Linked DNA regions of Homo sapiens: region 2 is linked to region 1. A link is a loop called in an ENCODE intact Hi-C map of the cell type or tissue named here. Cell type or tissue: chondrocyte. All regions are shown on one strand. Links, peaks and the distances in the headings refer to the core of each region. The heading gives the core; the rest is flanking DNA. Region 1 has its middle 3.7 kb from the start of IL21R-AS1. Region 2 overlaps IL4R (interleukin 4 receptor).

Region 1 (2,907 bases), core at 408-2,907:
TGGTCCCCCCGCTGGAGGTGAAAGCCCCTTCCTCCCTCCTATCTGGGGATGTTGTTTGCCTGAGCCCGGCTGCTGGCCCCATGGTATGGCACAACCCTGCACAGCCCACCCAGTCCCAGGGCACCGGTGGAACCCAAGAAGGGGACTTCCGGTGGAAGATGGAGCAGTGAGCACGTGCACTGCCCCTCCCAGGAGCCCATTCCACTGACAGTAAAGGAAGCAGGCGCTTCCTTTAAACTCTCGACAGGAAAGAAAGCAGGCGCTTCCTTTAAACTCTCGACAGGAAAGAACAAGGAGAGGACTTGTCTGCCATCAGGAAACACCCACGCATTCGTGTAAGATGAGAGGATGGAGTCAAGTCTGCTCGGACGTCACCTTCTCCACTCTGGGTTGGGTCCTTTATTCAAAGTGCAACACCCCACTGCCTGGTTTTGTTTTTTCCATCACACTTATTATACCTTCTCATACATTTGTGTTATTTATCCATCATATTTACTGTCTATCGCCACTACAGCAGGGATCTAATTCTCCGCTGGGTCTCAGAGCCTAGAATAGTGCCTGGTATAGAGCAGGTGCTAAAAAATATTGAATAAGTGAATGAATGAATGAATCAATCAATGGTAGAGCAGTGACTGGCAAAGCAGTATGGAGAGAGGAGGCAACCATCTGCCCCAGACCTAGAAAGGGCACAGAATGAGGTGTGGAGATGAAAACAGGCCGCCTCCTGGGGAGTCTGTAATGAGAGCAAGAGCCCTTCCTTCATTGCTCAGACCATGGGGCAATCATAGGTCTTCCCCCTGTGTCTAAGGGTGACAAATGTGAAGGTTCTTTCAAAAATCGATGGCCCCAGGCCAGGCGTGGTGGCTCATGCCTGTAATCCCAGCACTTTGGGAGGCCGAGGTGGGTGGATCACCTGAGGGCAGGAGTTCGAGACCTGCCTGGCCAACGTGGCAAAACCCCGTCTCTACTAAAAATACAAAAATTAGCTAGGTGTGGTGGTGGGCGCCTGTAATCCCAGCTACTCTGGAGGCTGAGGCAGGAGAATCACTTGAATCCAGGAGCCGGAGGTTGCAGTGAGCCGAGATCGCACCACTACACTCCAGCCTGGGCGACAGAGTGAGACTCTGTCTCAAAGAAAAAAAAAAAATTGATGACCCCAGATAAGAAACCCTTTCATCCTACTCTTTAGGGAGTCTCCCAGCACAATGCTGGCTCCCCCCCCACCCCAAAACAAATCCCATCCCTGGAAGGCGGTGTGATGGGGAGGTCCCTGAGGCTGGCAGACTGGGAATACCAGCAGATCCGCTTTCCAGCCTCCAGCCCTGTGGACATGATTTTACCTCCTGCACCTCAGCTTCCTCATCTATGAAATGAGTATACTGATCAGGCAGACGTCTTAGGGCTATTGTGGGGCCAGAAGTTAATGTGTGTAATGTGCCCAGAACAGTGTCTGGCATCTGGCAGATGCTCAGGAAATCTTGTTGCTAGGATATCATCCATTTTATGGATAAGTCATGCCCTGCCCCAGTCAGTTCTTACTGGCCTCACCCTGGAGCCTGTATGGACCAAGAGCACCTGACATTTGGAAACCAAGGCGAAGTAATGGGAAACAGAGACGCTTGGGTGGCTGCTGCCACCTGCTGGTAAGCACTGCAATATGCAGGTGTCGGCTGAAGGCAGTGCCCGCTCGCTCTGCTGTCCAGGGGGAAAGGGCCACAGAAGTGCATCTGCCTGGCGCTTATAAAGGGGACCCTGGACAATCACCACAGCAGCCCTCTGCGGTAGAGAATACGGGCGATGAGGACAGGGTGAACTGGCAGGGGTTTGCTTAATTCAACAAAGGCTGACTTCTACCCTTTGGGTGGATGGACCTGCGTTGGGCATTGGAGGTAAGGAGGGAGACTCCACGCAGGCACATACATGCACACTCACACACACACATGCCCACACACAAATACATACATACACAGCATGTATGTGCACAGATACACACATTCGCGACTTCAAAACGTTTGTGGAGGCCGGGCGCGGTGGCTCACACCACCAACATGGAGAAACCCCGTCTCTACTAAAAATACAAAATTAGCCGGGCGTCGTTGCGCATGCCTGTAATCCCAGCTACTCGGAATCTGAGGCAGGAGAATCGCTGGAACTCGGGAGACGGAGGTTGCAGTGAGTCCAGATCACGCAATTGCACTCCAGCCTGGGCAACAAGAGCGAAACCCTGTCTCAAAAAAAAAAAAAAGAAAAGAAAAAGAAAAAGAAAAAAAAAAAGTTCATGGAAAATGAATTCAAAGATTAAAAATAAGAAACAAACTGTCTTTCTCAACATAAGTTCCATCAAGGTCAAGACACTTTGGTGGGCGATGAGACCAGCCATTCAGCCCCTCCCTGAAAAACTGAGGGTCCTGGGAATTTTACCATGGCAATGCCATCTTTTTACATTATTAACTGAAGAAAAGTGCCCTTTAAAGTTTTTTTTTTCTTTTTTAGGAAACAAAAAGAAGTCAGAAGGAGCCATATCAGGACTATAAGGTGAGTGCCTAATAATTTGTCATGGAAACGCTTGCAAAATTGCCCTTGTTTGATGAGGAGTGAGCAGGGGCATTGCTGTAGTGGAGAAGGACTCTCTGGTGAAGCTTTCCTGGGTGGTTTTCCACTAAAGCTTTGGCTACTTCCTCAAAACACTCCCATAATAGGCATGCTGATGCAGATGTGCCAGGGGGTCGGTGAGTGAGCCGTGCTGAGGGCGTGTTTTATGTTACAGGCCCGGGCTTCCCAGGGCGTGCACAGACAGATATGGATGGAAATGGGAAGAGGGAAAGTGGGAGGGGCCCTGAAGGAGAGGGGCCCACAGGCTTTAGCCAGATTTGAAATGTTGTATTTAACAGACAATGCATTCATGTA
Region 2 (2,907 bases), core at 240-2,739, 130 kb before region 1:
TGTCTCAAAAAAAAAAAAAGAACCTTCAGAATCATAAAATGGGTTTAATAATTATACTTATCTCATAGGGAGGGCTTAAAGCACCTAGGCCAGTGTCTGGCACCAAGGAAACACTGTATACCTGTTAAAATAAGAATAAAATAAAATACACATGCTCACTTATTGAGTGCCTGCTGTATGTCGGGCCCCTCCCCGAGAGAACTCTGGTGCATCCCCGATAAAGAAACCTGACCCTCTAGGATGAGGGAGGGTCTTCCCTGAGCGCCTGCTAACAGCCTCCTCTGCTAATCTGAAGTCCTGCAGCTTGCCCAGCAGGCTGGCTTGTCACACGGGCTACCCCCACAGGCCGCCATCTTGGAAAAGGCCAATGGCTGTGGAATCATTCTTGACTCCTATTAGCCTTCCTGTTCTCTCTCCCGCCCCACAGCATCCATCCTGTCAGCAAATCCTGTGGGCTCTGTCTTCAACACAGATCTAGAATTCAGCCCCTTCTCAACCTCCCCATCTCCGCAGCCTGGTGTGAGCCCTGGCACCTCTCTCTGGGGCCAGTGTGGTAGCCTCCTCACTGCTACCCACTTCTACCCGTGCCCCCACCACCCAAGCAAGAGAGGTCTTTTTTAAAGTCTCATCATGTCACTTCTTTGCTCAAAACGCTCTGGCAACTTCTTCCTTGCTCAAATATTTGTTAAAAGAAGAAAGGAATGAATGAATGAATGGCCTGTTTGCATCTGTAATAGCCAGCACATAGGCAGTACTTGGAAAACACCCACAGCAAGAATAAATGAGGAGATGGCTGGACACGGCAGCTCATGCCTGTAGCATGTTGGAAGGCCGAGGCAGGAGGTTTGCTTGAGGCCAGGAGTTTGAGGTTGCAGTGAGCTATGATTGTGCCATAGCACTCCAGCTTGGGCCACAGAGAGAGATCCCCATCTCTACAAAAATTTAAAAATTATTCGAGCATGGTGGTGTGTGCCTGTAGTCACAACTACTTGGGAGGCTAAGGCAGGAGGATCACTTGAGCCCAGGAGTTCAAGGCTGCACTGAGCCGTGACGGTGCGACTGCATTCTAGCCACAGAATGAGACCCTGTCTCTAAAGCAAAAAAGAGAAGGAGAATAAGTGAGGTACTTGAGCAAGTGGGTGAGGATGGTTGAGCCACAGCAGGCCCACAGGGAGGCTGGTGGGTGCTGTTGGTGGAGGGGGCCGATTTGTGTTCCTGGTGGCTGCAGAGCCAGTCTGTTGCCTCCCCTCCCTCCCACTGGCTGGGCTGGGGACGGAGCCAACCAGGCAGATCCCGGGCCATTCTGGGGCCCTGGCCTGGCCTGCCTTACTATCCCAGTGGGGCCACCGACGTGGCTGCCATTTCTGGAAACCCCAGTTCTAGGTAGGTTACTGTCCCAGGAAGAAGTGCATGCCTAGCTTCCTGCCAGCCCAGCCCAGCTGTCCCAGAAGCCAGAGGAAGCTCTGGGCTGGTTTCTTATAAGTAGCATGACTAACTGATTGCGCCACAGGAGCTGAGGTTTCAGGCCAGTTTCTGTCGTGGAGTTTCAGGGGTCAGCGGCTCCAAAGCCCCAGCCCCCACCCGAGGCCCCTGCTGTCCCTGGATTCCTCTCCACATGCCACCTGTCACAGAGGTGCTTGCATCCTGTCTGCAGAACCAGCCCCTCCTCCAAGCCAGGTTTCCTGCCCAGAGGGAAGAAGAGCAGAAGGCCTGTACCGCCCCCTGTGCGCCCCCAGTCCTCCGCCCCCTGCCCCCCTGCCACCCGCTGTGGGTTCGGGAAGAGTCCTGCTGGGTCGCTTCCAGGCTGCTGCTGGCTTCTGACATTTCAAGGCTTAATCACTTAATCTCCCCCGAGTTTTTTAAAAAAAGTGAGTCAAGTGTGTTCTCCTGGTGGCGGGCGTGTTTTCCCAGGCCCATGCTTCTGCTCATTTCCTGGCTGCGGCCTTCACTGACTTTGCTGCTTCCTAACTCTGTGACCTTGGCCTTGTCACTTGCTGTCTCTGGGTCTCAGGCCAATGGGTCTCAGGCCAGTGGGGCTCCCCGGACAAAGTTCCAGGGTTTTGGGGACTGCATTTCAAGGGTCAGCAACCACAGTCCTTAAACACGTGGATTTTGGAGTGACAATGCCTAGGTTATGGTTCTGTGACCACCAGCAAGTGCTCTAGCCTTTTTGTGCCTCAGTCTTCTCATCAGTAAAATGGGAATGTTAATGGCACCTACCTCATAGGGTCGTTGGGAGAACCAAATTGATTAATATATTGTAAGTACTTAGAACAGGGCCAGGCACAAAATAAGTACTGCATATACAGTTAACTATGGACAAAAGCTTGGGACCTGGTTCATGTTTAAAAATGATTATTGAGGCCAGGTGCGGTAGCTCATGCCTGTAATCCCAGCACTATGGGAGGCTGAGGCAGGCGGATCAGGAGGTCAAGAGATCGAGACCATCCTGGCCAACATGGTGAAATCCCGTTTCTACTAAAAATACAAAAATTAGCCAGGTGTGATGGCGTGCTCCTGTAGTCCCAGCTACTCAGGAGGCTGAGGCAGGAGAATCACTTGAACCCACGCGGAGGTTGCAGTGAGCTGATATCGTGCCACTGCACTCCAGACTGGTGACAAAGCTAGGCTCCATCTCAAAAAAAAAAAAAAAAAAGATTGTTGAATTTATTATTGCTGAATTTTTTTTTTTTTGAGACAGAACTTTGCTCTATTGCCCGGGCTGGAGTGCAATGGTGTGATCTCAACTCATTGCAGCCTCTGCCTCTTGGGTTCAAGCGATTCTCCTGCCTCAGCCTCTCAGCCTCCCGAGTAGCTGGGAATACAGGCACCCACCATCATGCCCGGCTAATTTTTGTATTTTTGTAGAGATGTGGTTTCACCATGTTGGTGAACTCCTGACCTCAG

Evidence for each region. Hi-C counts contacts between places; a loop is a spot of excess contacts. Peaks named below come from ENCODE experiments on the same cell type or tissue, not always from the same donor. Only the 100,000 strongest peaks of a DNase experiment are listed, where the experiment ranks them.
Region 2: it touches region 1 in a loop (2.6-fold over the local background); 10 of 110 quality-filtered maps call a loop at or near these places.

The regions. Positions count from the first base shown.
Region 1 is chr16:27,455,662-27,458,568 of GRCh38, forward strand. No RefSeq gene overlaps it. Among named protein-coding and RNA genes, the nearest start is that of IL21R-AS1, 3.7 kb to the left of the region's middle. RefSeq lists an enhancer at 1,391-1,440. In chondrocyte, for the core only: CTCF peaks have their summits at 1,638 (motif pointing left) and 1,880; no DNase peak of the experiment used is centred there.
Region 2 is chr16:27,325,568-27,328,474 of GRCh38, forward strand. The region is part of intron 1 of IL4R (interleukin 4 receptor); the gene reads left to right. Among named protein-coding and RNA genes, the nearest start is that of IL4R, 13 kb to the left of the region's middle. RefSeq lists an enhancer at 1,901-2,565. In chondrocyte, for the core only: CTCF peaks have their summits at 1,705 and 1,907; DNase peaks (open chromatin) are centred at 1,414, 1,724 and 1,924.